6 separate regions of the Homo sapiens genome follow, and all the other regions are linked to region 1. A link is a loop called in an ENCODE intact Hi-C map of the cell type or tissue named here. Cell type or tissue: endothelial cell of umbilical vein. All regions are shown on one strand. Links, peaks and the distances in the headings refer to the core of each region. The heading gives the core; the rest is flanking DNA. Region 1 overlaps SGK1 (serum/glucocorticoid regulated kinase 1). Region 2 has its middle 20 kb from the start of LINC03002. Region 3 has its middle 55 kb from the start of SGK1. Region 4 overlaps LOC101928277 (a long non-coding RNA gene). Region 5 overlaps SGK1 (serum/glucocorticoid regulated kinase 1). Region 6 overlaps SGK1 (serum/glucocorticoid regulated kinase 1).

The links. Hi-C counts contacts between places; a loop is a spot of excess contacts. Peaks named below come from ENCODE experiments on the same cell type or tissue, not always from the same donor. Only the 100,000 strongest peaks of a DNase experiment are listed, where the experiment ranks them.
Region 2: it touches region 1 in a loop (7-fold over the local background); 41 of 110 quality-filtered maps call a loop at or near these places.
Region 3: a loop joins it to region 1, with 2.8 times the contacts of the local background. A loop is called at or near these places in 21 of 110 quality-filtered maps.
Region 4: it touches region 1 in a loop (5-fold over the local background); 16 of 110 quality-filtered maps call a loop at or near these places.
Region 5: a loop joins it to region 1, with 10 times the contacts of the local background. A loop is called at or near these places in 14 of 110 quality-filtered maps.
Region 6: it touches region 1 in a loop (8-fold over the local background); 14 of 110 quality-filtered maps call a loop at or near these places.

What each region holds. Positions count from the first base shown.
Region 1 is chr6:134,175,685-134,180,992 of GRCh38, reverse strand. The region is part of intron 3 of SGK1 (serum/glucocorticoid regulated kinase 1); the gene reads left to right. Among named protein-coding and RNA genes, the nearest start is that of SLC2A12, 130 kb to the right of the region's middle. RefSeq lists a silencer at 5,168-5,308. In endothelial cell of umbilical vein, for the core only: a CTCF peak has its summit at 2,367; DNase peaks (open chromatin) are centred at 2,472 and 4,512; H3K4me3 peaks cover 1,229 bases; H3K27ac peaks cover 3,535 bases.
Region 2 is chr6:134,517,597-134,522,904 of GRCh38, reverse strand. No RefSeq gene overlaps it. Among named protein-coding and RNA genes, the nearest start is that of LINC03002, 20 kb to the left of the region's middle. In endothelial cell of umbilical vein, for the core only: no CTCF peak of the experiment used is centred there; a DNase peak (open chromatin) is centred at 3,224; H3K27ac peaks cover 2,542 bases.
Region 3 is chr6:134,370,463-134,375,770 of GRCh38, reverse strand. No RefSeq gene overlaps it. Among named protein-coding and RNA genes, the nearest start is that of SGK1, 55 kb to the right of the region's middle. In endothelial cell of umbilical vein, for the core only: no CTCF peak of the experiment used is centred there; a DNase peak (open chromatin) is centred at 2,150.
Region 4 is chr6:134,712,407-134,717,714 of GRCh38, reverse strand. All of the region lies in intron 3 of LOC101928277 (a long non-coding RNA gene), which reads left to right. Among named protein-coding and RNA genes, the nearest start is that of LINC03002, 180 kb to the right of the region's middle. In endothelial cell of umbilical vein, for the core only: no CTCF peak of the experiment used is centred there; no DNase peak of the experiment used is centred there.
Region 5 is chr6:134,285,407-134,290,714 of GRCh38, reverse strand. All of the region lies in intron 1 of SGK1 (serum/glucocorticoid regulated kinase 1), which reads left to right. Among named protein-coding and RNA genes, the nearest start is that of SGK1, 30 kb to the left of the region's middle. In endothelial cell of umbilical vein, for the core only: no CTCF peak of the experiment used is centred there; DNase peaks (open chromatin) are centred at 2,024 and 2,514; H3K27ac peaks cover 2,966 bases.
Region 6 is chr6:134,293,240-134,298,547 of GRCh38, reverse strand. All of the region lies in intron 1 of SGK1 (serum/glucocorticoid regulated kinase 1), which reads left to right. It also overlaps the pseudogene KRT8P42. Among named protein-coding and RNA genes, the nearest start is that of SGK1, 22 kb to the left of the region's middle. RefSeq lists enhancers at 1,402-1,903, 2,381-2,480, 2,541-2,640. In endothelial cell of umbilical vein, for the core only: no CTCF peak of the experiment used is centred there; a DNase peak (open chromatin) is centred at 2,397; H3K27ac peaks cover 2,586 bases.

The sequences.
Region 1 (5,308 bases), core at 135-5,134:
TTGACATTTTATCATTGCAAATTAAATTTTTTGAGTTGACAAGTGGCCTTTTAAAATGCAAATGCCTAACAGTAAAGGCATGCCAAAAATATAAGGCCAGAGTCCTTTTTTTTTTTTTTTTGAGATAGGATCTCACTTTGTTGCCCCGGCGAGAGTGCAGTGGCAAGATCTTGGCTCACTGAAACCTCCAACACCCTGGGCTCAAGCGATTCTCCCACCTTAGCCTCCCATGTAGCTGGGACTACAGGCGTGCCACCATGTATGGATAATTTTTGTATTTTTTGTAGAGACAGGGTCTCACTATGTTGCCCAGGCTGGTCTCAAACTCCTGAGCTCAAGTGATCCTCCTGCTTCAACCTCCCAAAGTGCTGGGATTAGAGGTGTGAGCCCCTGCACCTGGCCACCACAGTCCTCTTGAGTTTACCAATAGTATTAAATATTGACTTACAAATTTTTCCAATTTACTCTTCTGTCCAGACCAATGTATCATTTTTCATAATCTTATGTAAAGTTCTGTGGACACCATTTTCCAGGTCAATCCTGAGAACCAAAAATAAAGTTGTCACATACATACAATTCCTTACCTATCATATTGCATTCTAGCTGATGTTTTGTTTTTTTAATCATTGATTGGATTATACTAAATCAGACATTGACAACATTGCCAAGATGGAGATGGGTAAGTTTTCAGCCTGAGAAAGATCTGTTTGTTTCTTGCTATGTAGATTCTCATTCCTCAGGTGAGGCGCAGTGGCTTATACTTATAATCCCAGCACTTTGGGAAGCTGAGGCAGGAGGATCATTTGAGCCCAGGAGTTTGAGACCAGCCTGGGCAACACAGTGAGACCATGTGTCTACAAAAGATAAAAACATTAACCAGGCATGGTGGCATGTGCCTGTGGTCCCAGCTACTCAGGAGTCCGAGGTGGGAGGATTACTTGAACCCAGGAGGTTGAGGCTGCAGTGAGCTGTGACTGTACCACTGTACTCTAGCCTGGACAACAGAGTGAAACTCTATGTCAAAAACAAAAACAAACAAACAAAAAAAGCTTCTCATTCCTCCCATGTCAAGTATTCCCACTGGCTTCTCTTTAATTTATCCCCTGAATGACATAAAAAATTTACTACCAAATCTTGTTCCTACCCTCCCGTCAATTTTCCTATGGGCTCACTTTTTAGAAGGAATGGGTGTAGAATATTATCACCTCTGTCTTGGAAAAAATATAAACCCTGCGATAAATGAAATAATTAGTTTTGTGGGTTTTAATAACTTTTAACACTATGATTAGAGATAGTGTTCTCTTAGTTATCTACTGTATCACATCTTTTTGCATGTCAAATTTGACAATTATGAATATGGAAGGTAATAATTACTATACAACCTGTGTCTATAAATAGACATTTAAATAACCACCATTGCCAGTGACTTGTCTATAATAGCTATAATGAATAAACTCATTTGTCATCATCATTTTCTGTAAAAAAAAAAAAAAAAAAAGACATGCCTTTGCTGACAACCTTCAACAAAAACTGATCCATTCAGTTTCTCTCTAGAGTAATAATTATGTTTTCTATAATTATAATAATTATGTTTTCTGGTATTTCTATGAGCTTTTTTGAGGGTGTTCCAGGGAAAGGTTTCTGTGAGCATCAAACAATGAATCAAAAAGTATGGGAACTTAAACTCTTCATAGGATTGTTCTAAAATTGATGGTACTTTGAACAATATGAAACAATTATATTGCCTTGTTATCAATGGAAGATAACATACCCGGGGAATCATGACAATTACAGCTGATACATTTAAGAAGTGTCTTAAGAGTGAATATGGTTAAGTCCTTATAAAAAATATTTTTCAAAATATTTTCTCTAATATGTTGAGAAATATCAATAATTTATAAGCCTTTTAAAATTAAATGGAAAAAGTCATATCTTTGTGAAGCTCTCAGGTTTTAGCATTTATAGTCCATCAGACTATAGAGTGACAAATAAAGAAATAAAAAAATAAAATAGAAGAGTGAAAAAATTTTTTCTGAAGCATTAAAATGCACATGCACTGGGAAACGTTTAGTTTCAGTGCAAACTTTTCATCCTGGTCAGTCATTCCTACTTGAGGGTTTTGACTGCAGTTTTCCCAGCACCGAGACATAAATGTGAGACAATTCGCTTGGAGGAGTGGGGAGGTAATTAGCCTATCTCCTATCAAGCCGTCTATATTTTCTATGACTGCACAAGGTGTTGTAGAGAAATTCCCTGGACCAATAGAACCTCAGGAGACAAGTGGGGGAAGCCGCGTATACGCGTATATGGAGCAAGTTCTCCCAGAGAACTCGATCGCCCTCTAGGTTGCATTTACAAACAGTTCGGGAGGCTACTCGGACCACTTCGCCACCAGGGAGTATGAGGAAAGGGGCCGGATTCCTCCCAGTAGGAGGACTATCTGGACCAAAGAAAGAGGCTGGCGACAGGAAGGAAGAACAGATCAAGAGTTTGAATAGCAGCTACAGGGCAACCTAATGCCTGTGCAGTGTTAACAGGCGCGCGTCACACACAGCTCCCCCGTCTCCCCCTCCCCTCAAGCACCCCTCCGCCGTGTGTCACCTTCCTGTTCGGAAGTCTTAGTAGGTTGCTGGGACAGAACAGGGGGCGCCTGCTCCACCCATCACGTATCCGGTTGGAAGAAAAGCCAGTCTCAACAACTTGATTCTCTCGGTTAAATGATAAGTTTAGCCGACCATCCGTCTCCAAGTGCTGAACATTAGGGTAGGGGAGGAAGGAGCACATCAGACGTTCCCTTTCTTTTCCAACCACAAATCATACGGTTGCATCTATTCTCTATTCCGCGTAGAACCCTCCGACCTGAATGCCACGTTCCTCCCGGAATGCATGCCACAGAGCCTCTGAGAAAATAAATCCTGTGCATGTGTTTTGAATTTTTTCCGGACTGATTTGTGAGGATAATCAGTTAAGTTACATTTCTTGTGTGCGTGCTGGGGGTGTAATAAAGCTAGGACACTGATGACTGTAATTTTCTGAGTGATGTCGCAATGGGGAGAATAAATGGCCCAGTGTTGAACTTTGCAGCTTGCTCCCTTCCTGTACTTAAATTGCCTTGATATAAAGTGGGGTTCATAACAGAACAGGGATAGCCGTCTCTGGCTCGTGCTCTCATGTCATCTCAGAGTTCCAGCTTATCAGAGGCATGTAGCAGGGAGGCTTATTCCAGCCATAACTGGGCTCTACCTCCAGCCTCCAGAAGTAATCCCCAACCTGCATATCCTTGGGCAACCCGAAGAATGAAAGAAGAAGCTATAAAACCCCCTTTGAAAGGTTCGTACTTACCGTACTATATTTTGCAGATGCCTCAAAGGATTTGGGGTTACTTGGCATGGGGAAGGCACATAAGGTGGGGTGTAGGAGAGGGTCTCTGGTTGTAGGTTTCTTAATTTAATGTTTGAAAACAAACATGCAAAAGTCTGTGTGCAGGTTGATGTTTCTGGGCAGCCTGAGCAAAATTTGCTCTCTCAAGAGGGAAAGGAACCAGGTGGGAGCAGAGCTAGGCTGGGCTAGGCTAGTTGAATGGTGGGACATGACATACGGGTGGCACTGGCAATAACAAAGTCACATTCTATGAAGATTCCCTGCAAGAGGAAGCAGACATGGGCCAGTTACTGTGATTTGAAATTGCCTAAACATTGCTTTAGGTTGGCATGTCAATTTCAGGTACTAGTGTTTTTTTTGTTTTTGTTTTTGTTTTGTTTTTGTTTGTTTGTTTGTTTTGAGACGGAGTCTCGCTCTGTTGCCAGGCTGGAGTGCAGTGGCGTGATCTCGGCTCACTGCAACCTCCGCCTCCCGGGTTCAAGCGATTCTCCTGCCTCAGCCTCCCGAGTAACTGGGACTACAGGCGCACGCCACCACGCCTGGCTAATTTTTCTATTTTCAGTAGAGACGGGGTTTCACCATGTTAGCCAGGATGGTCTCGATCTCTTGACCTCGTGATCCGCCCGCCTTGGCCTCCCAAAGTGCTGGGATTACAGGCGTGAGCCACTGCGCCCGGCCCCAGTAAATGCTTTTTATAAGTGTGGGCACTGAGCAAACTTTCCCAGCCAGACTCCAGGAGAGAGAATGTGTTTCCCTTCTCTCGGTTTGGGGCTGTTGCAACAAAGCAAACCAAGGAGTTGAGACTAGAGCTCACTTTAGGGCAAGTGGGGGTGGTTTTGCCTGCAAAACAAACCCCTGCCCAAGACCAAGGAAAAGGCGTTTCACATGCTATTCCTGGTTTGACAGCTGGTATTTCGGGACTGTGCCAGATCCAGTAGGCAACTTTAAAATGGCAGAGCCTTTGGTAGCAAGAGGTCATGGCAGGGCAGCCACCGCAGACAGCAACAGCGAGCGCCAGGTACCTGGCCCTGCGAATAGTGGTAACTTGTAACTGCCCGCTCCGGGCCCAGTCGCCGTGCTCGCGGCTTCCCGGCCAGCACTGGCTCACGTCCCCGCGCCGGCGGTCAGGCTGCGGCTCCCAGACATCCCCCAGCCGCGGGGTTACTGGAAGGCACCGGCATCGCTGTTCTGCAGAGCCCGGGCCGCCGCCTCGAGCTTCCCTCTCTTCCCTGCCTTCTGCAGCGGAGTCACCCGGCTAATCTTTCAGGATAAAGTCACAGTTTATGTGGGACTCACATAAAGAGCGAGCGAGGTGGCAAAACTAAGAAGCCCTGGGGCAGCCTTGAGTTAAACCCAGGGAGGGTAGGGACGATTTTAAGACCATGTATCATGACCTGCAGGGTTTTCAGGTGGGACAGCGGGAGAGGAGCAGGCCCCACAGAGGAATCGAGGATGCCCGGTTCACGCCAGGTCTGCCCCCGGGCAAAGCTACCCCTCCCTTCGCTTGTTACCTCCTCACGTGTTCTTGGCATGGCAGAGATTAAAAATGCAAGGAAAAAAATTACATGCGGAACGGACAAAATGTTCTCAGAGATTACTTCAGAAAAAAAAAAGTGAAATGCAGATTGTACTTCTTCCTTTAGTGCAGAGACGACTTTTATTTCCGCCCCCTCCCCTCCACATTCCTGACCTCTCCCTCCCCCTTTTCCCTCTTTCTTTCCTTCCTTCCTCCTCTTCCAAGTTCTGGGATTTTTCAGCCTTGCTTGGTTTTGGCCAAAAGCACAAAAAAGGCGTTTTCGGAAGCGACCCGACCGTGCACAAGGGCCATTTGTTTGTTTTGGGACTCGGGGCAGGAAATCTTGCCCGGCCTGAGTCACGGCGGCTCCTTCAAGGAAACGTCAGTGCTCGCCGGTCGCTCTCGTCTGCC
Region 2 (5,308 bases), core at 208-5,207, 340 kb before region 1:
GTCAGAGCTTAGGTTATTCTGAGAGCTGAATACATTTGTTCTCTCTCTGAATCACAGATTCTGACATGTTATTTTAGAAGTTCTTGGTCTTTTTCTAAAAATTGACAGGCATATGGAAAAGTTAATAATTCAGTAAGTAAAATATGCTTATATCTGCAAACAACAGAGATTAAAAAAAGGTGCCCTATTTTTATTGTTAATCTTTCTAAGAGTTTTGAAAATGCAAACCCAAACTTGACATAGAAAAGGTACAAAAGATCTTGGCCCTTAAATTTTCTCTGCTGTTTTTCATTTCATGCAATGTTTTAATTTTCCTTGAGATGAAACCACTTAGATACCAGCTTTAGATCACTATGTCCTATACTATAGGATGTATAGAATTTTAAAAGGTAAGAACATTCTTGGGAAAATGTGGCTTCTATGAAATATAGTCACAAACATAAATAATGGCTATTTCTACATTATTTCTCTTCATTTTTTATTCATATTACATTAATTATATTCTTATAATTATTTCAGTATTCCTTTTTTTTTTTTTTTTTTTTGAGATGGAGTCTCACTCTGTCACACAGGCTGGAGTGCAGTGGCACAATCTCTGCTCACTGCGACCTCTGCCTCCCGGTTTCAAGCAATTCTCCTGCCTCAGACTCCCGAGTAGCTGGGATTACAGGCCCCCGCCACCACACCCAGCTAATTTTTGTATTTTTAGTAGAGGCGGGGTTTCACCATGTTGGCAAGGGTGGTCTCAAACTCCTGACCTCAGGTCATCCACCCACCTCAGCCTCCCAAATTATTGGGATTACAGGCATGAGCCACCACACCTGGCCCCATTTATTTCTTTAAATTTATCTGATTTAAGACAAATTTGGGGATGATTTTCTTGTAAATGAAACTAATGTCTTTCATGAATGAGTAGTTGCAAACCAGATCTGATATCATTTAAGGCGATATGAGGAGGACTTAGCTAGTCACTAAGTTTCTCTATTTATTTTCTACACTTCCTTTCAATGATATTTCAGTTTATATTTGGAAAATAGCTTCCAAACTATAAAAATTGCCTCACAGTCCATAAAACAATATGCCACCTTCAAGCTAAAGATGAATACTTTTTTTTTTAGAGCATGAAAAGTTCTATTCCTTGGGTTGCTGTTCCATCTGTCCATAACTTTACAGAAAGTTAACTACCAGGAGCTCAAACTTAAGCAGATCATATGTGAGGTCATACATAAATTCATGGAAAAAAAGGAAGCCCTTCTTGCTGACAGATTTTGCTGTGAGCAATGGGATAGGGGCAGTTGTTTTCCTCCTGGGGCCTTAGTTTCTTTAACCTTGAATCTTCTTTTTCCTATTTCTGCATGACTGCCTTCATCTTTTCTTGGGATCTCAGCTTAAAGGTCACCCTAGAGTGATCTTTTCAGAGTAGGTGCCCTATTATATAATTGTCTCTGTAGCACCCGATCTAAGTTTAAGGTGCCCTATAATCGTCTACATAGCACTTATCATGAACTGATACTCTTGGTTTTTGTTTGTTTCATGTCAACCTCCTTGTAGTTGCAGAGCATGAACTCTGTCTTATTTGTTCTGTAATCTGGCACCTAGAGTGGTGCTTGGCAGGTCTTATGAGTTGAATTGTGCCTCCCAAAAAGATATGTTGATGTTCTGATCCACAATACATCAGCATGTGACATTATTTGGAATAGGGTTGTTGCAAATGTAATTGTTGGGATCGCAAGGAATAAGGTGTATCCTTAATCCCAAAAGACAGCTGCCCTTAGAAGAGAAAATAACACACAGAGAGGACACTGTCTGAAGACACAGACACGCAGAGAAGATGGCCATGTAAACAAGAGGCAGAGACTGAAGTTTTGTGCTGGAAATCAAGGAATGCCCAGGGCTACTAGAAGTGGATGAGACAAGCAAGGCTCCTCTCCCACAGGCTTGGGAGGGAGCACGGCCCCACCAACATGCAATTCCCTTTTCAAATGCTGAGGGCTGACACGCTACTCCCTCAACCAGGGGCCAAATATTTGCCTTAAAAATGAAACTAAAGTAAAAACAAGATTTTTGTAATAAAAACCGGCTGTATAGCAAACAGGATGAAATGTATCATTCTATTCCAGTTCTCTAGTTGGGCTTGAAATAATATTGTAATAAATTCATTAAAAGTACTAGTAGGAGGAAAATTTTTTACCATGATTTTGTGGTACAGTGGCTCCTGGCCACTGTAAATTTGCAAGTTTAAGCAAGGATCATTCAATAATTTTAAAATACTTTCCTCCCCCAGCTTTTTTTTGCAGCAGTAAGAGCATACCTCTGAGGCACTGTGAAGAATCTGATAGTCGAACTGAATGAAGCCAAGTCCAGTCTTTACGGAAAAATTTACACAACACTTCCAGGTGGGCAGATTCAAAGACAGGATGAATCATGGTTCAGTGCAGTGGTTCCTGGCTGTAATCCTAGCACTTTGGGAGGCCGAGGCAGGGGGACTGCTTAAGACCAGGAATTCAAGACAAATCTGGGGAACATAGTGAGACCCCGTCTCTACAAAAAATTTTAAAAAATTAGCCAGGTGTGGTGGCCCGTTCCTGTGGTCCCAGCTACTCAAGAGGCTGAGGCGGGAGGGTCACTTGAGCCCAGGAGTTTGAGGTTACAGCAAGCTATGATCGCACATCACTGCACACTAGCCTGGGTGACAGAGCGAGACCCTGTGACCCCCTTCCTCCCTGAAAAAAAAAAAAAAAATAGGATGAATCAGTGTCAAAATTATGAAGAAAAATATTCTGGGTTCTTAATTCTCAAGGTCTGCATGACCAAAATGGTAAGAGCTCAGAGGGTACAAATTCAAAATGTATTCATTGCTAGAATTGATCTTTAGTGACTGCATTTGAAAAATCTGAAACCACTTGAAAAACAATTGTATATGTGCATATACGTACATGCGTGCGTATGTGTGTGTGTGACCTGAAAAATTTCATTATGAGGTCCTTTATATGGCTACTGTAGCAAGTCCTTCAGTTTATACCAAATGTCTCCTCATAAATCAGTAAACCTCTTCATTTGTTCCTTGATAATGTAAGAGCAATTTCTTTAGAAGGCATATACTGTCCTATAACTGCAGCTTTCTCTTTGTCTCATCTGTACACAATACATAGAATTAAGCACAAAGAAGCAAATGGATGTACCAAAAACAAAGAGCAAACTTTGCAGGGAGTTACGTGCAGGGTCTGAGAGCATTTCCTGTCTCATAGATAGGAAGCATTTGCATCACGGCTTGTCATCTGCGCTGTCGGGCCCAGTGTCTCCTAACTTCCTGAAATAAAACCAGACTAAGCAAAACAATAAAAGTGACAATTTCTCTGTGTTTTGGAATTCCAAACTCCTATTACTGGAACATTAAATCTTTCAACCCTACTGGCTAATGTGCCTTCCAAAATTAACAGTGTTTTTGTAATGGTTTGTTTTTAAAATATAATGCTGCAATATACATTCCATATATTATAACAACTTCTTATTATTATTATTTTGAGATGGAGTTTCACTCTTGTTGCCCAGGTTGGAGTGCAATGGCGTGATCTTGGCTCACTGCAACCTCCACCTCCCAGGTTCAAGTAATTCTCCTGCCTCAGCCTCCTGAGTAACTGAGATCACAGGTGCCCACCACAATGCCCGGCTAATTTTCTATGTTTTTATTAGAGACAGGGTTTCACCATGTTGGCCAGGCTTGTCTCGAACTCCTGACCTGAGGTGATCCGCCCACCTTGACCTCCCAAAGTGCTGGGATTACAGGCATGAGCCACCGCACCCAGCCTATAACACTTATTTTAAACATTATTCCCAAATTCTGCTAATCTTTGTGTCAAGAGAAAAATACTGGCTTATTAAAATTTACTTTTCCTTTTACTCTTCTAAATGGCTTGAACAAAACTCATTCTCCCTTGAATGTTAATTGGGTTTCAGGTGTGGGCAGATGACAGAGAAATACATAATATAAAAACAATCCTTAGTTTTGTCTGTAAATTTATCTTTCTTGCCCTTCAAGTGTACTTGATGGTCCAGTGGTTTCCAACTGTGATACAAAATTTTCATTTGCCTTTATAAGAAATCATCTCGTATAAAGAAGTGGTCATATTTTATCAGCATCATCACCAACAAACACATCACCATCACCACTTTTTAATTTGTAGAAAATCCGGTCTTATCTGCCAAGTTGGCAAGATATCAAAAGAGCGTGTTTTAAGGTGGTTCAGTTCTGGATGAGTTTGGGAAGTTCATGGTCGAGTCTGGGGAGAACTTCTATGTCATAAACCTCCACATCACATAGGTTAACAGAGTAATAGAATTGTGTAGGTACAGAGACCTGATGAAACCTACTGACACCTCTGCTTTTCAAACCAAGAGAGTGCCCCTTCTAGGGTGCCCTTGGGAATGTGCAGCCATGAATTAGGTGTGCCTGGAGTAAAGGAACACACAAGACTGCGAGATGGGATGAGGTGAGTGTGAGTGAGTGCATGGAGAGAGGTTTAGGTAGGACATAATATCTATGTTTTAAATATCAAAACAAACTCAGATGATGGAAACGAATATAAATTTTTCATAAAATTTTAGGGAACAACTAACTTATTTTCTGTTTAGAGCAAGCATTCAGACCTGTAGAGAGTACAAATTCATTCAGCCCAGAAGAAACGCTTAAGGAGAGTGATCTGATCCCATGCTTTCATTATGCTGCAAGGAAATAGAAGTGATTTACCAGCCCACTAGAATCCTGGTTTTCTGACTGCCAGGCCTCAGCTCCAATTCATAGCTCTTTAAGAAAAGAGGAAATGCAGAATTAACTTCTATTAAATTTCATCCATGGGCCAGACAGGATGACGACTGCCAGGCATTGTCATCGTCACAAGCGGTGGTTACGAGCTCAGGCTCCCAGGCACACTTCTTCAGTGGGAAATTGGTTCCACCTCTTACCTGTGTGACTTTAGGCAGGTCATTTTTAAGTCAACTGATTCCTAGTTTCTTCACTATAAAATGAGGATCATAAATGAAACTTCTTTACTGACAAGAATTAGATGAGACAATCTTTGCAAAATACTTAATGGTGCTTGGCGTGCAAATGTTAGTTCAGTGAAGACTGAATAGAAAAAAAGAGAAAAAAAATCCTTTGTCTGTGGGAGGGGTGAGGAAGAGGCAGTGGGGGTCGATTTTATGGCTGTTTTACAGATGAGAAAAATTGGGATTGAGTAAAATTCACTCATTTGCCAGCAAGTTGCAAAACCAGTATGTGAAGTTGTGTCTGTTTGAACCCCCACTTCAG
Region 3 (5,308 bases), core at 141-5,140, 190 kb before region 1:
CCTGTAATTCCAGCACTTTGGGAGGCTGAGGTGGGCAGATCACCTGAGGTCAGGAGTTTGAGACCAGCCTGACCAACATGGAGAAACCCCATCTCTACTAAAAATACAAAATTAGCTTGGCGTGGTGGCACATGCCTGTAATCCTAGCTACTCAGGAGGCTGAGGCAGGAGAATCGCTTGAACCCGGGAGACAGAGTTTGCGATGAGCCGAGATTGCACCATTGCACTCCAGCATGGGCAACAAGAGTGAAACTCTGTCTCAAAAAAAAAAAAGGAAGAAAGAAAGAAAGTGAATAATGATAAAAGTCTAGCAAGTAGAGCTGCTATGGTTTCATTAGTTGCATGGAGCCTGGAGCCCTCTTGGCTTCCCCATTCCTTCTGCCCTTTAGACCTAGCACAGTAGTACGAAATCACTGTCATGAGCTTCCCGTGATATATCATCCTCAGGGTTGTGGGATCTCAGTGTCTCCTGGAAGGACTAGGCTCAAATAATCTCAGAAAAATGTTTGCCTATAATTCTCATTTAAAGCTTTTAGAGAATTATTTATGTCACTAAGCTTTGGAATACTTTAGCTTTATCATTCATCCATTCAATCATTGAGTGCCTTCTATATGTAAACACTAAGAACATAGTGGTGAAAAAGACAAGAGTCCCTGCCCTTTTGGAATGTCCATGCTGGCCGGGAATATAGACTTTAGACATGTAATAACACAATTAGTTATTTAATTGTTGTTGTGACAAGTGCTATGAAGGGAAAGTACAGGATTTTTTGTGGGGCTGTGAAAGTTTTTGTGAGGAGGTGGCATTTGTGCTTTATTGGTTGATCAGTAGACATTAATTAGTCCAGAGATTGCAAACTCAAATTCCTTTAAGAGATCAGGCAGGTAACACAAATGTGTGCATCTGGCAGGGGTAAGACAACAAGAAATATTAGAACTGAAGGCCCACTGGAGGAAGTCTACTGGCCTTAAGGCATTCAAATTCAAACTTCAGTCATCTCTTGGCTGGCCAAAGAAAAGAAGTGTGCAGCCAAAGACAGCAGAAGGGCTGGCAGTCTGCTGCGATGATTCAGGCAGGAGGACAGCAGGAGCAATGGCCCTGAGGCAGGAAGAAGCCCATCTGTTTCGATGAACTAAGAGAGCAACTGCAGGTGAAGTCTGGAGCCCTCAGGAGCAAGAGTGGTTTCCCCAGGCAGGTGAGGGGAGGACCATGTCACTCAAGGCCTCCAGGGCAGGTGAGGGCTTTGGTCTTTATCTCAAGTCCCCTCGGATGCACTGAAGGGTTTTAAGCAGAAAAGTGAATTAATTGGACTGGCATTTTTGAAAGCTCACTGAGCAGCAATGTTGGAAAAGTTGGAAGCAAATAAATCGATTGGGAAGCTGTGGTGGCTCCTCATCTCTTCTTCAGTTTTTCACCTACATTATTTACATAACTGTCTTGACGTAGTCTCAACCCTGTATTTCTCACTCCAGAAAACCAAGCTGAATATTTTCCTCTTAGTTCCTGACTCTAAGGAAGGAAGTAGAGTCCGGGGGTCTGTGGCCTGGAGTGAGAAGAAGTGCAGTGCAAACTCAGTACCCCATACACGGAACCTTCTATCTCCTGGCTACTATTAAGTGCTGTAGTGTCGCAATGATCGTGTAAATCCTAAGTATTATGGGAGCATCAAGAACAGTTTCCAACCTGCTGGAGGTGGGAAGTCAGCTAAGACTTCACCTACAAACCTAAAAACTTGTGGACTTTATCATTTTGTTTAGCATTTTAAAAAGCAATTCTTGCTTAAAATAATTCTTAATTAGCTGGGTGTGGTGGCGTGTGAGCCTGTAGTCCCAGCTACTCGGGAGGCAGAGGCAGGAGAATCACTTGAACCTGGGAGATGGAGGTTGCAGTGAGTCAAGATCAAGCCAGCTTGGGTAACAGAGTGAGACTCCATCTCAAAAAAATTAAATAAATAAAATAAAATCATTCTTATTGTTTAGGGATTATCTTGTTCAGACTTTTGTCAATTAACATAAATGTACACGATTATATTACTTGTGTGTATAAAAAACTCACATGGTTAGCTTGTCCACTCTCCTGGGAGCACCATACTTGTTTCTTCAAGAACTAAAGAAAAGGGAAGTGCTGCCCCAGAGGCTGACTGTGAGTCAGCACGTCTCCCTGATGGTTATATAAACATGAAAGTTGAAGTTAGGAAAAAATTGAGTAAGCTAGACACATTTGCTTCTCCTTTTAAAAATGGAAATGACAAGCTCTTGCCACTTTCATATGCAGCCGGACATGGTGTATTTGTGTTTCTGAGGTTATTGTACAAGACGAATTGGGTGAGTGATTTGAAGTTAAAATTAGCTCATTTTTGTCAACTTATTTATTTACTGGTATATTTAGGCTCGAAATTAATTTCTTCCCTTTTTTTTGTCTCCCTACAACTTTGTATAAAACAGGTTCATATGACATTAATCCTACAAATAAACCATTTGGATTAGAAGTCATTTCCTTCATGAAAATTACCTTTCTTGACATAGTAATCATTACTTTTTATGATGTCTGTAAATCTAGATTAAAAATTCTCTAGGCTGGAAATAAGATTTAATTTTAGAGCTATTTTGTCCTTGATTATTGACACAGAATCTTGTGGTGTTGAGCAAGGCAGAGGCTGTGTGCTGCAATCTCTGTTGAGGAGGGAAACTCCCAGTGCTCTGCATAGTGAACTGATCACATAGAAGTTTCTTTAGCATGGGAATGTGCTTCCATGTTTCCCTGAAGAGCAAAGTACAGCGGTAGAATGGCAGATCCGTCCAGAAGTCAGTCCAAAAAGATAGATACCATCATGCTGACTGATTCTTTTTCACAATGCTGCTGTGATGCCTCAGACACAAGCCCAAGCATCTACCAAGCTGCTTCTTCCCTCCAAGTGACAAAAAGAAAAGAAAAGAAAATGACAGGTACCATCAGCCCACTTTTTACCCTGATCTATGCGGTCCTTAGCAACCAGAGTATCTACACTGAGGCACGTTGCTGTGGTTGTCATAACTTTGAAGAAAACAAATCTTCAAAGATCTTTTTTATCTTTTCCAGGAAGATATGTCAATCCTTTGATGGTAAAAAGCATTAAAACTCAAAATTGAGAGGCAAAATATATCATATCCCACTAAAAACTCCTTGAGCCAGATAACTGCCAGCATGTACAGTTAGAAGGGTAATAATAGCTAGTGACTGCTGTGTGGAATGTGTTAAGACTTCTAAATATATTATTTCATTTAATTCTTGCAACTATTTATAGTAAAAAATAAGAGGACTGATGTTAAACATGTTAGTTTTGCCTGCACTAAAAGCTTAAAAGAATTAATAATGAGATACGGAACTATCATACACAAAGCATTCAGAAAAGCATTTGTAAATGAATATCTTAAAGGTATCCTTCAACTGACACTTGTTCTGATATGGCTACTTAGTTGTCTCTAAAGCAAAAAGTACATGTCGAGAGGTACTAAGTAAGATAAGAGTTCTCCTTCCCAGTTCTTGCAGGCCTGTGTACTTAATTTGACAAACACATTGTTCCAAAAGTAAGCCATGGGAGCTGGGCATCATGGCATACACCTGTAGTCCCAGCTACTCAGGAGGCTGAAGTGGGATGATCCCTTGAGCCCAGGAGTTCGAGGCTGCAGTGAGCCATGATCATGCCTCTGCACTCCAGCCTGAGTGACAGAGCAAGACCCTGTCTCTAAAACAAAACAAAAGTAAGCCATGGGAGGCAGATGTAGTAGAATGGGAAAAATGGAAATACTAGCTTTGAAGCCTACACTGACCTTCTACTCATGAGTCCCAGCCAGCAGCTGGGCATTTGGGTGCAGGAGAGAGGGACAAGAATACTTCCCCCAGTAAGAGCAAAATGGAATGCTACAATCATAGCCCAGTGGGCAGAGATGGAAGGCAGAGCTTCAGGCACCCAGACAGTATATGTGGGTGTACGGCCTTTCAGAATGTGGCTTATGGCAGTCGGGTGTTAAAGGCTCACCACAGGCACAGCAGGTCCAACCTAGGGAAGGCCAAGGCTGTCAAGGTATTCCCTGCCCTAAAAAGACTTCGCTCAATGTCTCTCTGAACGTAGGCATCTAAACTGGTAAAGTTCAGACTCCTTAGTGCTTGACACTATGGTACTCTTGGGATCTTGCTAAAATGGTGTTGTGAGTTGAATAGTGTGCCCCCAAATATCATGTCTACCTGGAACCTTAGAATGTAACCTTATTTGGAAAACGGGTTTTTGCAGAAGTAATTAGTTAAGATGAAGTCATCTTGGATTAGGGTGGGCCCTACATCCGATTTCACCGGCGTCCTTAGAAAAAGAAGAAAGGACACACCAAGGTACACAGATGTACAGGGAGGAAGGCCCTGTGAAGACAAAGGTGAAGACTGAAGTGATGTAGCTATGAGCCAAGGAGTGCCAAGGGTTGTCGGGAGCCACCAGAAGCTGTTGGAGGAGACCAGGGTGGATTCCTCTCTAGAGCCGTCAGAGGAAGCATGGCCCTGCCCAACGCCTTGATACCAGGCTTTCAGCCTTCCAGCACCATAAGAGAATACGTTTCTGTTATTTTCAGCCACTTTGTTAAAACAGCCCTAGGGAACTAATACAACTGGTGAAATTAAAGAACTCTCAGGATCTCACTCTAGAGCTTACTTCTCACAGCTCCACATCACAGCCAAATAGCCTTTTTAACGATCCAGATTCCATATCTTGTCAATCAGTTAAAAAATAATAATAATTAAAAAAAGGTCCAGAAAGTGCTCAGCACTTTCCCAGGGGTACTATCCCACCACCTGGAGTGCCCCATCTCTACCCACCCACCACTACATGTCCAGAGCTCCCTCCTTCTGAGCCCGGTGCAGAAGGCATCCCACAGAACACTACCTGATCCCCCAAATCAGACATAATCTTACTGTCTTCAGAAATCTCGCAGCACTTTCTTTGTATTTCACATTGCCCATTTCTACTTCGAATTAGTCATGTTTATCTGTAGCTTAATCTGGGAGAGTGGTCAGATCTTATACATTTTTATATTGACCACAGTACCTGGGATCAGTGCCTTAAATGAAGTTGTTACCTAGTACATGCTATTGAGGCAATCAATGTCTATTTTGCTGGCTTTCCTGTTCCTTGAGAATGAATAAGTAACCATAATCTAATTGTTTATATATATATATATATATATATATCCACACACACACAACAGTTTATTAGGGAACAATGGCAAAAGTGGAGAAAGCAGACCTTTATACTACAAAGTCTAAATGGAAATACACACACAC
Region 4 (5,308 bases), core at 172-5,171, 540 kb before region 1:
TTATTTGAATAAAAACCTCACTAGATTTCCATTTAATACCATATACCAAAATAAATCAAGATGGGTAAAATAGTTATACACTAAAAAGAAATCATGAAGCAACTGACAGAAAAGATAGGTTCTTATTTATTTGATCTTGTTATGAAATAAGATTTGTAAGAAAAGAAACCCCAAAGGGAAGGTTGTTACATTTGACAATGTAAATTTAAGAAAATTCAGAAACTTTAGAAACTTTATATGTTTATTAAAAAATATGAATTGGGCCCCGCGCAGTGGCTCACGCCTGTAATCTCAGCACTTTGGGAGGCCGAGTCGGGCGGATCACCTGAGCTCAGGAGTTCGAGACCAGCCTGCTCAACATGGTGAAACCCGGTCTCTACTAAACATACAAAAAATTAGCCGGGTGTGGTGGCAGGCTCCTGTAATCCCAGCTACTTGAAAGGCTGAGGCAGGAGAATCGCTTGAACCCGGAAAGTGGAACTTGCAGTGAGCTGAGATCGTGCCACTGCACTCCAGCCTGGGTGACAAAAGTAAAACTCTGTCTCAAAAAAAAAAAAAAAACAAAAGAAAAATATGTGATTTTTTTTTTTTTTTTTTTTGAGACATAGTCTTGCTCTGTCACCCAGGCTGGAGTGCAATGATGTGATCTCGGCTCACTGCAACCTCTGCCTCCTGGGTTCAAGTGATTCTCATGCCTCAGCCTCCCGAGTAGCTGGGACTATAGGCGCATGCCACCACGCCAGGCTAATTTTTGTATTTTTCAGTAGAGACGGGGTTTCACCATGTTGGCCAGGCTGGTCTCAAACTCCTGACCTCAGGTGATCCACCCGCCTCAGCCTCCCAAAGTGCTGGGATTACAGGCGTGAGCCATGATGAACTGTGAGTCAATTAAGCCTCTTTCATTTAGAAATTACCCAGTCTTGGGCAGTTCTTTATAGCAGCATGAAAACAGACTAATACACAGGTTTCCATGATTGTGAACCATGAACACTCATATATATATATCTCCTGGTGAACACATGCAGACTTTCTCTTGAGTATATGCTTATACTAAAGAGAAATTGAGTATATGCTTATGCTCAATGAAATTGCTGGATCAAAGGGTTATGTGAGTGTTCAACTTCAGGAGCTAATGCTAAAATAGTCTAAATAGTTTTACCAATTTTTACTCCTACCAGCAACTTTGTGAAATGCCTTGTGGATATACATCTTTTCCAACATGAGATATTATCAGACTCTTCAATTGTTGCCAACCAAATGGGTACACAATAGTACTTCATTGTTGCATTAATTTATAATTCCTGATCACTGAGATTGAACGTGAATTCATGTGTTTATTGCCCATATATGATTCTTCTTCTGTGAAATGATTGTTCATGTTTTTTGTCTATTTTTCTATTGGTTTCTTTATTGACTTATTGAACTTTTATATATATATATATTTTTTTTTTGAACAAATCCTAGTTGGTTGTGTATCTTTCAAATGGCTTCTTTCAGTTTATAATTTGTCCATTCTATTTAAGGTGTCTGTTGACAAATTTCTTAATTGTAACGCCTTAATTTTAATGAGGTCGAATTTGTGCAGCTTGTTTTTTTGCTTTTAAAAGTTAACATGTTGTGTGTTTCATATGTTATTTCCTGCTCCAAAGTCTAAAAATCATTGACTGATAGTTCCTCCTAAGAGTTCTAAACATTGATTTTTGACATTGAGAGAGAGAGAGAGAAATGTTTTCTTTCACTTTAATGCAAACCAAGTTTAACACTCGTCCTTCAAGATCCAGTGGAAGTGAGAGCAGTGTGTGTTGAATCAGACAGAATGCAGGAGAAAAAGCAGCAGGGCCTGACAATATAAAGTACCCAGTAAGGGTGGTAATGTTACCCTGCGGTACACAGATGACAGGGCTCTGATTAGGAATAGAAGAAAGAAGTACATCCCAATTCAGTAACTTACCAATTTTCCAACCAGATTTGATCATGTACTCCTAGAAACTCCCAAAATAGCCAGGTGATACGTAAAGGGCCTGAGTCTTTTTGCCAGTTGGGGAAAATACCACTGATTGGACTATATTATCAACAAAGACCATTGGGAAAAAACTGAATTACATTAATTACAGAGATATGTCTGTTTCTCCAAGTTCAATCGTTGAAGCCCAGTTTTCCAGTATAAGGGGTTTCAGAGGGGAATTTCTCCTACGTTTCCCACTCTTGCATATGCTCCCTGCTATGTATTGTTGTAATAAGAAGAGTTTTATAGGCATCTGTTATTTTAGGTGGGAAAATGAGAATTTTCTGGCTATTTTCTAGCAGTCTCTTTCCTTATTTTTTTCCTCTATGGTTGTACTCTTGTTTCCGTTACGATAGATAGTTAAACATGAGTAGGGCACAGAGGTTCCCCCGCCACCAGGAATGTCAGGCAATCATCATGTGGTGGTCAGGTGCTTGTTAAACTGTCTCTCTAAAATAATATTAGGTTGGTGCAAAAGTAATTGCTGTTTTTGCCACTGGAAGTAACGGCAATTACTTTTGCACCAACCTAATAATTGGTTGCAGCCAGTGCCAGGGGAAAGGCAGTCTCCCTAGATTAACAAAACATCTAAAGTTGGTGATTGGCAGCTTCCTGACAAGATCTCAGGAGTTGGCCAAGTGGGCTCATGCATGCGCACTAGGAGGCAAAATGGGAGAGTTTCCTAAGTGGCATATGACCGTCCTATGGGAACATTCCGCTGGTGAAGGAAGAATTCCTCAAGTGAGTATGTGCACAACTCTAGTAAACATACTGCGCATGCGGCCCCTCCCAAGTGCTGGCAGGCCACTACGCATGCGGACAGCCCACTCCAAGGAAGGCTCACTGGAGAAGAGACGCAACCTCTGGAAGCTTGCCAACATATTAAACCCCAAGTCAAAGGCTAAACCACACACTTGAATCTCTCAAGTTGCTCATTTGGCCCTCTTCCAGGTACTTTACTTCCTTTCATTCCTGCTAAAAACTTTTTAATAAACTTTCACTCCTCCTCTAAAACTTGCTTCAGGCTCTCCCTCTGCCTTATGCCCCTTAGTCGAATTCTTTCTTCTGAGGAAGCAAGAATTGAGGTTGCTGCAGATCCATGTGGATTTGCCGCCACGAACATTTCTTACTACCTATGTCGTTTTTCCATTTCTTCCTCTGCTTCCAGAGACACCTAAAATATCAGGGGCAGCAGGTGGAGTTGTAATCTCCTTCTATATTAGTAAGGCAGGGCCAGTGGCTACACTTAGTTGTTCACATATATGCATTGTTTTGCAAGTACTGGTTGCGATTCAAGTTGCAACAGGTGTCCATGAGTAGGCTCTGGGCTTCCTGCTACAGGATTTCTTTCTGTCACACTTTGGACAATAGTTGTGGACACTGGCACCGGGAAATATAAATAATAAAGATTAAGGTATGATTAAATATCCCCAGACTTTAAAATAGCATTTGTATGCACTACAACTTCCTGTTACGTGAAAGACTGCTTATGACATCCTTATAAAGGCAAAAGCCTTTCTTCACATGTTAGCCTTTGCAGTCAGGCAGCATGCTTCTGATCTGTGCAACAGGTAGTCAGGACTGTTGGCGGCCCCTAGAAATTCATGTGCTCTGGGGAAATTTGGTACTAAGAACTGAGGATTCTTTGCAATATAATTTTACTACGTAAAAGGGTCCTCTGTGTCTGGTTATGTAATATGGGGATGATATTTTGCAAAAAGATAGTAAAAACAATTAAAGGCAGTAAGTCAGCCTTTAAGCACATATTAGGTGTTGTTATAAAATAAGGTTACTATCCCATTTCTATTAGATCTTGAATTAACTCTTAAGTTACTAAAAATCAAGGCTAAAATAAGGGCAATTTCTCTGGCAAGGATTTGGCCCTTGGGTTAGGTTATTCTTTTTTTTTTTTTTCCTTTAATTTTACCTCCTCTGTGGACAGGGTTAGGGTCTTCCACAGAAGAAGAAAAATATTTAGCTGATACATAAATGATGAGGTACACAACATCATTAGTGGTCAGGGAAAGCAAATCCAAACTACAACAAATAGTATTTTTTTTTTTTTTTTTGAGATGGAGTCTTGCTCTGTCTCCCAGGCTGGAGTGCAGTGGCGCGGTCTCGGCTCACTGCAACCTCTACCTCCTGGGTTCAAGCGATTCTCCTGCCTCAGCCTCCCAAGTAGCTGGGACTATAGGCACCCACCACCACGCCCAGCTAATTTTTGTATTTTTAGTAGAGAGACAGTTTCACCATATTGGCCAGGCTGGTCTTGAACTCCTGACCTTGTGATCCACCCACCTCGGCCTCCCAAAGTGCTGGGATTACAGGCATGAGCCACCACACCTGGCCAACAAATACTATTTTATACTTAGATAGTAGGCAAAAATTGTAGTGTCTGATATCAAGTATTAGAAACGATAAGAATCAACAGGATCTCAATACTGTTGATAGGATCATGTATTGGCTTGACATTTTCTCCTGGAGTTGAACATCTCCTATGTCTCCTACACCCCAGAAATACTGCTACTAAGTAGATACCCAAAGGAAAGTTACATACCAATAACAGGATACAAGGATTTAAAATGTATAGCAGCACTGTTTATTATAGAAAAAAAACCTAGGAAATAGCTCAAATGCCCATCAACAAGACTGGGAAATATTGTACATCAATCAAAAATAATGAACTACAGAGACATGAAACAACATAGATGAATCAAAGTTAAAAATAACAAAACTAAAAATATGTCCTTTGTAAGGAGTTCATATAGATGCAACATATACGATTTTAAAATGAATCAAGGAAGTAAGGAACACAGGATTCAGGATAATATTTATCCCGGATGAGTTGAGCTTGGGTTTGGGATGCTGGAGACTGTGGAGTTAGATGGCGTTTGGTGTCAAGGTTCTGGCCTTTGGTTTTGGTGGTGCGTTTGCGGGTAATTATATATTTTTAGAGATAGCTTACTGATAAACCAATAAAATCAGGCTATACATTATCAGTGATAAATCTAATTATGATTAATCCCATTCTGTCCACCTGAGTCTAGTGTTGAAGAGAAAAAAGCAACATTTTTTATTTCTGAGGTGAACCATATAGGAAATTTAGAAAGAAGTCAAAAGTACAGGGTTATGACAGGTTTAAAATCTGACTCTGCCTCTTACTAAATTCATCATCTTGAGCAAGTTACCTAACATCTTGGAGCTTCAGTTTTTTCATCTGTGAAATGCAGATTACATCAGTGCTTTTATGATAGTGTCATCATGACAATTCATTAGGATCACACTTATAAAATGTAATGAGTT
Region 5 (5,308 bases), core at 143-5,142, 110 kb before region 1:
TTCGCAGGCCTCCTTAAGAAGTTCTGTCATTATCTGAGGCACAATGAGAAGCTCCATGTATTGAACAGAGCTGCAGCGCCCTGCCATTTTCCTCCCCTAAGTTATTGCTTCTACGGGTCCTTCACTGTGAACTACACTCTTCATTTTTTCTGTCTCTGCTTGCTCAACTCACAACCATTATTTGGAACATTAATTTCAAGTGCCATCTCTTCCATGGAAAATGTCCTCCTCATCCCAAACCAAATGGAGCTTGTATTGCTGTCATTTGTCTTTGTTTTTTTTTTTTGACAGAAAATCACAGATTTATTGAAACAAAAGTACACTCCACAGAGTGGGAGTAGGCTCCAACAAGTCTTTTTCTTTTCTTTTCTTTTCTTTTCTTTTTTTTTTAGAGGCAGGGTCTTGCTGTGTCACTCAGGCTGGAGTGTAGTGGCAAGATCATAGCTCAGTGCAGCCTCGAACTCCTGCGCTCAAACAATCCTCCCACCTCAGCCTCCTGAGTAGCTAGGACTACAGATGTATGCCAACATGCATAGCTAATTTTTTTTTTTTTTTTTTTTTTTTGAGAAGGAGCTTTGCTCTTGTTGCCCAGGCTGGAGTGCAATGGCGTGGTCTCGGCTCACTGTAACCTCCCCCTCACGGGTTCAAACAATCCTCCTGCCTCAGCCTCCTGAGTAGTGGGATTACAAGTGCCTGCCACCACGCCCAGCTAATTTTTGTATTTTTTTAGTAGAGATGGGGTTTCACCATGTTGGTAAGGCTGGTCTTGAACTCTTGATCTCATGTGATCCACCCGCCTCAGCCTCCCAAAGTGCTGGGATTACAAGCATGAACCACTGCACCAGGCCACATAGCTACTTTTTTATTTTTTGTAGAGACAGAGGTCTCACTGTGTCGCCCAGGCTGGTCTTGAACTCCTGTGCTCAAGTGATCCGCTCGCCTCAGCCTCTGTATGTCTTTTTCTCTGCTACATATGAGACCTATAGGGTCTGATGTGGTAGCCACCAGCTACATGTGACTATTGAGCACCTGAATTGTGGCTAGTCTGAATCGAGATGTACTTTAGATGTAAAATACATACCAGATTTTAAACACAGTATGGAAAAAAAAAGAGAATATAAAATATTTCATTAATAATTTTATATTAAGTACAATTTAGAATGATAATGTTGGGGGTACATTGAGTTAAATAAAGTATATGTTTGAAATTAATTTCATGTTTCTTTTTACTTCACTTAATGTGTCCATTAGAACATTTACATTGTGTCTGTGGTTTATATTCTATTCCTATTGGACTGCACTCCTCTAGACTATACACTTCCTGAGTAGTAAAGGCTTATCCAATTATTCATCTGTTTATCCCCCAGGGAACACTAGCTTGTTCATAGTGGAAGAATCAATGAATATTGTTTAAATTCATTGCCAATTAAAAGAAATACTTTGCAATTTTAGTACACTACCTCCTTTCCACCTGAAATGTGCAGCCGAACTCCACAGTGAAAATGGGTAGACAAGGGAGACAGAGTTTTTTCCAGCCCCTATGAAGGCTAAAGGTATGGAACATGTGGTGTGGTCATGGAGGACACAGCAAGCCAAGACTGCTGATTCAGACAGGTTTCTCTATTTCCAAAACAAGAACTTTTATTGCAGAGTATGGAGGGAGCATTAGGACAGGAGGATCTTTGTGGTTTCTCACTGTATCTGTGGAAAAAATCTGAGGTTAAGGTTTAAATTAAACTGACATTTAAAAGAGCCTTTGTAGGCTCTTACTATGTGTATGTTAGCATCTGTTGCTATAGCTAAACTGACACTGATTATTATGAATGATGCTTTATGAGTGATGGAATAAAAATGTGGTTTCCTGCTTATGGACATTTCCTGGTGTTGGTTTCATCCTCTTTAATGATGAGATCAAGACCAGGGAAAATTACTAAGAGTATAGAAAACGTATCACAAAGAAAATATTATTAGGATACCAAGCATTTCTGAGATGGAAAAAAAAGTATTTAGAACTTCCGAATACCGCCTCTGTAATTTTATGAATTGTTTTGTTTCTGCTGGCTTCTGGTTTTGCAATCAGTTCTCCTTATGATTCACAGAGGCTCCCTCATGACTACCTTCACATGTGTTCCCCTTTTTGTTCAGAGACCTCTGAGGATGAACCAATGTATTTCTCATCATAAAATGGTTGAAGACATCTCTTTGCCCATTAGAAAGCCTAATTTCAAGGATTTTATGTTTTACCCTTGGAAAAGATGTTTAGTTTTAAACAGGCTTTTTCTCCAGGCGTATTTTCTACTGATCTCACAAAAGAGCTTCTGCTTCAACCAGACCTGTCTCCTCACTGTTCCTTGAAATGCCACTAGTTCTCTGTGTTTATTGCAACCTCTATCCTGCTACTGACCAAGGGTTCTCTCTGAATGTTTTACATTCAGACTCCACTTAAAAACTTGTCAGATTGCTACTGAAGTTTAAGTATGGAAAGAATTCTTGTAGTAGCCCTTCCCATAGGGCAATATCTCTTTTTACCATAACCAAGTTGCTCCTGTTTTAGCTTAGGCTAAACTTAATTTGCCTTCATTTTCCCCAGCTGTAAGAAGGGTCTTGGTAAACACTAACCTTCCGGTCTGAGTCATGTTTAGCCCTCATGATCTGAAGACATCCCAAGAGATCTCTTGTCTTAGTTTATGTTCCTTATCATTTTATCTATTAGAGTCACATCTTAGGTTAGGTAAGGAGATGGCATCTTTGTGTAAGACAAAATAACAAACATGAAAAGCTATGTTTACTCATTTCTGCTTGCCAACAAAGTAACTTCACAAAGCTCCTGACTCTGTGACAACATACAGCTCTCCAAAAGATACTTTAACAACAAAACAAAATAGAGCACAGGGTCCCCTATGTCTCTTGCATAGTACAAAATTACTTTCCATAAAAAAACTCTAATACATGTAAATACAAAAACACACAATTCATCTTAAAATGTACAAATTGATATTCTAACTTTATTAAGTCATTATCACATTTTCCAATCTACAACTCACTTTAATACTATTAAATATATACTATTATACACAACCTATACTATCCTTATAGTAGTCTTATTAAAATATTATATTAAATATAAAAAACCAAATCACAGTAAATAAAAAATAAATACAATCCAAAACGTATTTTCCAATAAATAGACAAATATACACACTAGGCCCAATACTCATTCCTTACTCCTACAACTCAAAATTACCAATCTTCCTTAAAAAAAAAAAAAAAGCCTTCTTATCTATATAAACAATCATTAATCTTATAAATACAACCAGACAATTAATTTATAACAAAAAAATTTATAGGACAAAATAACAAACATAAAAAAATTATATTTATTCATTTCTACTTGCCAACATAATTTTACAAAACTCCTGACTCTATAACATATAATTCTCCAAGGCTGGGAGTGGTGGCTCATGCCTGTAATCCCAGCTATCTGGGAGCCCGAGGCAGGTGGATCATTTGAGGTCACAAATTTGAGACCAGTCTGGCCAACATGGTGAAACCCCATCTCTACCAAAAACACAAAAATTAGCTGGGCATGGTGACATGTGCCTGAAGTCCCAGCTACTTGGGAGGCTGAGGCTAGAAAATTGCTTGAACCCAGAAGGTGGGGGTAGCAGTGAGCCAAGATGGTACCACTGTGACACTCCGTCTCAAAAAACAAAACAAAAAAAGACTTCTCCAAGAAAATACTGTAGAGACAAAACAAAATAAGACATACAACTCCCAAATGCCCCCAACCTCTCTTTACCTAAATCACTATATTCCTTAAAAAATAAAAAGCCCTAGTCCTTGTCTTTTTCTACACACAAAATAATGTCTAACAAAATTAATAATTATACTTCTATAACCTATAACCAGATAACTAAATATACTCTTTTTTAAAAATTTGTGTTTTTAGGCCAGGCACAGTGGCTCACGCCTGTAATCTCAGCACTTTGGGAGGCTGAGGCGGGCGGATCACAAGGTCAGGAGATTGAGACCATCCTGGCTAACACGGGGAAGCCCCGTCTCTACTAAAAAATACAAAAAAATTAGCCGGGCATCGTGTCCCAGCCTGTAGTCCCAGCTAATCTGGAGGCTGAGGCAGGAGAATGGCTTGAACCCGGGAGGCGGAGCTTGCAGTGAGCCGAGATCGCGCCACTGCACTCAGCGAGACTCCGTCTCAAAAAAAAAAAAAAAAAAAAATATTGTATTTTGTTTTTAGACAAGGTCTTGCTCTGTGCTCTGTCACCCACGCTGGAGTGCAGTGGCAATCACGGCTTACTGCAGCCTTAATCTCCCAGGCTCAGGAGGTCCTCCTACCTCAGCCTCCCAAGCAGTTGGGACTACAGGTGTGCACCACCATGCCCAGCTAATTATTTTATTTTTTGTAGAGACAGGCCTCCTAAAGTGTTGGGATTACAGGCATGAGCCACGAGGCGCAGCCCAAATATACTCTTACGTTCAAACCTTAATATAATTCTACTTTAATATAACTTCTAAACAAATCTAATACAATTTTATACATACTAAACCTCCACCACCTGTATATAAATAGATTAAAATATTAGCCAAAACAGGTTACTAACGAAACCTCTCTACAAACTACTTCCAGACTGTAGTCATCAGTCTACAGCCTGCAATAAGACTTCTAAAGAAAACTCACTTTAATTCTTTAAAAACTTATTTTTGTTTGGTTTGGTTTTAGTCAACACTTTTCACAAGAAAATTACTGGTGAAGTGGGACAGTCCACCTTGGAAGGCAAACTCTTCAGCAACTCCGTCCTCTCAGCCAATACCAGTCAGTTGTTCCTAACATTTGTTTCCCAGCAAATTTTATCTTTTTATCCCTTAAAAAAAATACTGACCTTTAGCACAAGTTAATGGTCTCTTATTTTACAGACATCTTTATCCTTACAGAATAGATGTGTTACAAGGAAACGAAAACTGAAAGAAAAAAAAACCCCATCAAAAAGTCAACAAAGGACATGAATAGACAATTCTCAAAAGGAGATATACAAACAGCCAGCAAACATATGAAAAAAATGCTCAGCATCACTAATTATCAGGGAAATGCAAATTAAAACCACAATTAGATACCACTTTACTCCTGCAAGAATGGCCATTATGAAAAAGTAAAAAAAAAAAAAAATTGATGCTGGTGCGGATGTGGTGAAAAGGGACCACCTTTTTTTTTTTTTTTTTTTGAGGCAGAGTCTCACTCTGTCGCCCAGGCTGGAGTGCAGTGGCAGGATCTCAGCTCGCTGCAACCTCTGCC
Region 6 (5,308 bases), core at 123-5,122, 120 kb before region 1:
GGGTGGAGGCTATGGTGGGGCCAGCGGCATGGGAGGCATCACTGCCGTCACAGTCAACCAGAGCCTGCTGAGCCCACTTAATCTGGAGGTGGATCCCAACATCCAGGCCTGCGCACCCAAAAGAAGGGGAAGATCAAGACCCTCAGCAACAAGTTTGCCTCCTTCATAGGCAAGGTACGGTTCCTGGAGCAGCAGAACAAGATGCTAGAGACCAAGTGGAGCCTCCTGCAGCAGCAGAAGACAGCTTGGAGCAACATGGACAACATGTTCGAGAGCTACTTCAACAACCTTAGGCGGCAGCTGGAGACTCGGGGCCAGGAGAAGCTGAAGCTGGAGGCAGAGCTTGGCAACATGCAGGGGCTGGTGAGGATGAGATCAATAAGCTTACAGAGATGGAGAATGAATCTGTCCTCATCAAGAAGGATGTGGATGAAGCTTACATGAACAAGGTAGAGCTGGAGTCTCACCTGGAAGGGCTGACTGACGAGATCAACTTCCTGAGGCAGCTGTATGAAGAGATCGGGAGCTGCAGTCCCAGATCTCGGATACGTCTGTGATGCTGTCCATGGACAACAGCCGCTCCCCGGACATGGACGGCATCATCACTGAGGTCAAGGCGCAGTACGAGGAGATCACCAACCGCAGCCGGAGTGAGGCTGAGAGCATGTACCAGATCAAATATGAGGAGCTGCAGATGCTGGCTGGGAAGCACGGGGATGACCTGCAGCATACAAAGACTGAGATCTAGGCCGGGCGCAGTGGCTCACGCCTGTAATCCCAGCACTTTGGGAGGCCGAGGCAGGCTGATCACGAGGTCAGAAGTTCAAGACCAGCCTGACCAACAGGGTGAAACCCTGTCTCTACTAAAAATACAAAAATTAGCCTGGGGTGGTGGTGCACGCCTGTAATTGCAGCTACTCAGGAGACTGAGGCAGGAGAATCCCTTGAACCTGGGAGGCGGAGCTTGCAGTGAGCCGAGATCGTGCCACTGCACTCCAGCCTGGGCGACAGAGTGAGACTCTGTCTCAAAAACAAGACAGAGATCTCCAAGATGAACCGGAACATCAGCTGGCTCCAGGCTGAGACTGAGGGTCTCAAAGGCCAGAGGGCTTCCCTGGAGACTGCCATCGCAGATGCCGAGCAGCATGGGGAGCTGGCTGTTAAGGATGCCAACGCCAAGCTGTCTGAGCTGGAGGCCGCCCTGCAGCGGGCCTAGCAGGACATGGCGCGATAGCTGCGTGTGTACCAGGAGCTGATGAACGTCAAGCTGGCCCTGGACATTGAGATCGCAACCTACAGGAAGCTGCTGGAGGGCTAGAAATGCCGGCTGGAGTCTGGGATACAGAATGTGAGTATCCATACGAAGACCACCAGCGGCTATGCAGGTGGTCTGTGCTCAGCCTATGGGGGCCTCACAAGTCCCAGCCTCAGCTACGGCCTGAACTCTAGCTCCTTCAGCCACATCAGCTCCACCAGGGCTGTGGTTGTGAAGAAGATCGAGACCCGCAATGGGAAGCTGGTGTCCAAGTCCTCTGATGTCCTGCCCGAGTGAACAGCCATGGCAGCCCCTCCCAGCCTGCCCCTCTTGCGGCTGCCCCAGAGCCCAGGAGGGAGGCCCCTGTGCAGGGTAGGACAGGGAACAGGAGACCCACCTGAGGCTCAGTCCTAGCCCTCAGCCCACGTGCGGGGAAGTTTACTGCTTGGGGACCCCCCCTTGCCCATGCCTCCAGCTACAAAACAATTCAACTGTTTTTTTTTTTTTTTTTTTTTTGGTCCAAAATAAAACCTCAGCTAGCTCTGCCAAAAAAAAAAGAGCTGAATGCTTTTTCAACTCTTAGTAAATACTAATTTCTACAATAATTATCCTTTACTGATTGATTATAATGAACAAGTAGCATTTCCAAAACACTTAATTGACAAAATGGGCCAGGCATGGTGTGGTTCACGCCTGTAATCTCAGCACTTTAGGAGGCTGAGGCAAGAGGGTTGCTTGAGTCCGGGAGTTCAAGACCAGCTTGGGCAACAAAGTGAGATCCTGGTGTTGGCAGTGTAGTGGTGAGCATAGCTGCCTTCCAAAGTGAGATCCTGTCTCTACAAAAAATGAAAAAGTTAGCTGAGCACAGCAGCATATGCCTGTAGTCCTAACTACTTGGAAGGCTGAAGTGAGAGGATTGCTTGAACCAGAAGTTGGATGCTGCAGTGAGCTAAAATTGCCCCACTGCACTCCAGCCCGGCCAACACAGCAATATCTCGCCTATAAAAACAATAATATGATAAACAAAATGAAAAATTTACAAAATGTCCAATGATCATCTCTCCCTTGTGACTCACAACTCAGGAATGCTGGTGTCCTTAGCCTTGCTTTGCCAGTGAGGATACTGGTCATGAGGAAGCATAAGTAACTTCCCCATGGTCACACAGATAAGAAGACTCACGTCGACTGATGACATTTGAGATTCTCTTCCCATTACATCACATGACTTCTCTGGCAACTACTGTGGTTTTTCGCTGAGCATTCTATGCTGACCATCTGTTACAGCAGGAACTTGAGAAAATTGAAGTGAACTTCTTTGTTCTCATGCTTACATTCAGATTCTTCATCCTAGGAGTAAAAGAGAATCCACTTTTAATTCTACCTTCTAAATTGCCATGGGTTCCCACTCCCATGTCCTTACTGACTGTCTGCATTGCCATTTCCCAAGCTCAGGCCACCTTGAACCTTACCTGGAGAACTGCTACCATCTTTTTAATGGCCTCTTGCTACTGTCCTGCTCCTGGCCTCCTGCAACTATTCCCCATAGAATCCTCCAGGTTGCCATCTATAGGGCTTTTTTTTTTTTTTTCTGAGATGGAGTCTCACTCTGTTGTCTAGGCTAGAGTGCAGTGGCACGATCTCAGCTCACTGCAACCTCCGGGTCCCAGGTTCAAGCGATCCTCCTGCCTCAGTCCCCCAGTAGCTGGGATTACAGGCACGCACCACCATGCCCAGCTAATTTTTGTATTTTTAGTAGAGACAAGGTTTCGCCATGATGGCCAGGCTTGTCTCGAACTCCTGACCTCAGGTTATCCACCTGCCTTGGCGTCCCAAAGTGCTGGGATTACAGGTTTGAGCCACCACACCTGGTCCTAGAAGGGCTTTCTAAAATACAAGTGGGACCTTGATATCCCTGTGCTTAAAATATGTCAGTGGTTTATTGTGACTCTCAAAACAGAGCCCTAATTCCTTACCCTTATATTTATATAGCTGAGATGGGGCCCTGGCTCAGCTCTCTGCCCCCTCGTCTCTTCTTCTTTCTCCTGCTTCTCCTTCCTCATCCATTGGACTCCATTCTCCAACCATGCAGAATAGCTTACTCTTCCCCAACTGCACTATCCAGCTACCCAGCCAAGGGCTCTTAACCCAGCATCCAGACATCCCTTGGGGGGCAGGAGAATGTCAATGGAGGAAATTCAGAACTTGGATGAAAAAAAAAATTACATATTCATTTTCACTCATCTCTAGCTGAAATCTAGTCTCTCCAATTATAAATGTAGCCAAAAACCACAATCGTTTTACCAGGACCTGCAATTTTGTCACTAATAAAAATCATAGATATTTTCATGTCATATGACAGTTGTTCAAGGCACCATATCGTTTATGCTCATCATTACTGAGAAATTTACAGTAATTATTAGCTTTCCTCTAGACTTTGTTATCTAACACATTAATAAAGATTCACTGGCTGGGCGTGGTAGCTCACGCCTGTATTCCCAGCACTTTGGGAGGCCAAGGGGGGAGGATCAGGAGTTCGAGACCAGCCTGGTCAACATGGTGAAACCCCGTCTCTACTAAAAATACAAAAATTAGCTGGTTGGGGGGGTGGTGCACATCTGTAATCCCAGCTACTCAGGAGGCTGAGCCAGGAGAATCACTTGAACCCTGGAGGCGAGGGTTGCAGTGAGCCGAGATAATGCCATTGCACTCCAGCCTGGGTAACAAAGTGAGCCTCCATTTCAAAAATGAAATAAAATAAACACAAATTTATAAGTAAAATACTTGGTCACAAAAGGACAAATGCTGTATAATTCAATTTACATGAGGTACTTAGAGTAGTCCCATTTATAGACAGAAAGTAGAATGGTCCTTGCCAGGGACTAGGGAAGAAGGGGGATGAGGAATTACTATTTCATGGGTATGGAGCTTCAGTTTGGGAAGATGAAAACAGTTTTGGAGACTGGATAGCGGTGATGGTTGCTCAACAACGTCATTGTACTAATGTGACCAAACTGCACACTTAAAAATGGCTAAAGTGGTAAATTTTATGTGATGTATATTTCATCACAATGAAAAAAAATACAGCACAGTATATTAGATGGGAAACGTGCTGAAGAAAAATAAAGACAGGAAGGTGAGTAGGAAGGACCAAGGGATCAGAGGCCAAGATAGGCTTCACTGCCAAAGGGTTCTTTGCTGTTGTTTTTGCTCAGGACCTGAGCTATCTGCACAGCCACATGTTCAGAAAAACTTGCAACATGACCTGAATCTTCATCTGATTGTCAGTGGGCGCAAAAGTGAACCTTTTCTCATGTGTGTTGCTAAAATCCTAAAAACCGAATGCCTTTCATTCACCTAGCACCTTCTGGATGTACACAGGTGAAATCCTCAAGAGGAATAATGGGATGTCAAATTGTTACTGGGATGTGGCCATTTATCTTTCCATTTGTCTGCATTTTAGTTTGACATGAGCACTTTTCTGCCATGCGTCATCAAGGAATTATGAGGCCATTTGAGGAGGTGAAATGACTAGTTTTTGTAAATCAGATAATTATATCTGATTTATGTCTTCAGTGTCTCCATAAATCATCTTAATATTCAGGCTTCCTTGAGTTTGGCCTTATACTATTAACTTTTTCCTAACTCACGAAAGATAACCAATGTGGATTCCAAGTCTGCTTCCTTTTAGTAAGTGGTCTGATTTCTGTTCTTTTTGACATTTAAGTAGAAGATAGAAGTTCTTATTAAAGTAAATATTATCAAATCTTGAGGTTTAAAGGTTTGATATCAAAGTTTTATCTACACAATGTCAAAACCTGTTTGTAAAGTGAAACTTCTATCTAATCAAGGCTGTATGAATGTCAATCATACAGCCTAGGTGTTTTTGCTTGTTTTTCTTTTTAATAGTAGTTTGGCAAATAAATAAACACTGATCTAACTCTCTCATTTGCCTCTAACCTTAAGTTTTTACCATTTGGGGACATTGACCAGCAAAGCCTCTTGAAATATTAAGGCTAATACTCCTTTGCAATGTTATCTTGGTAAGTTGTAACT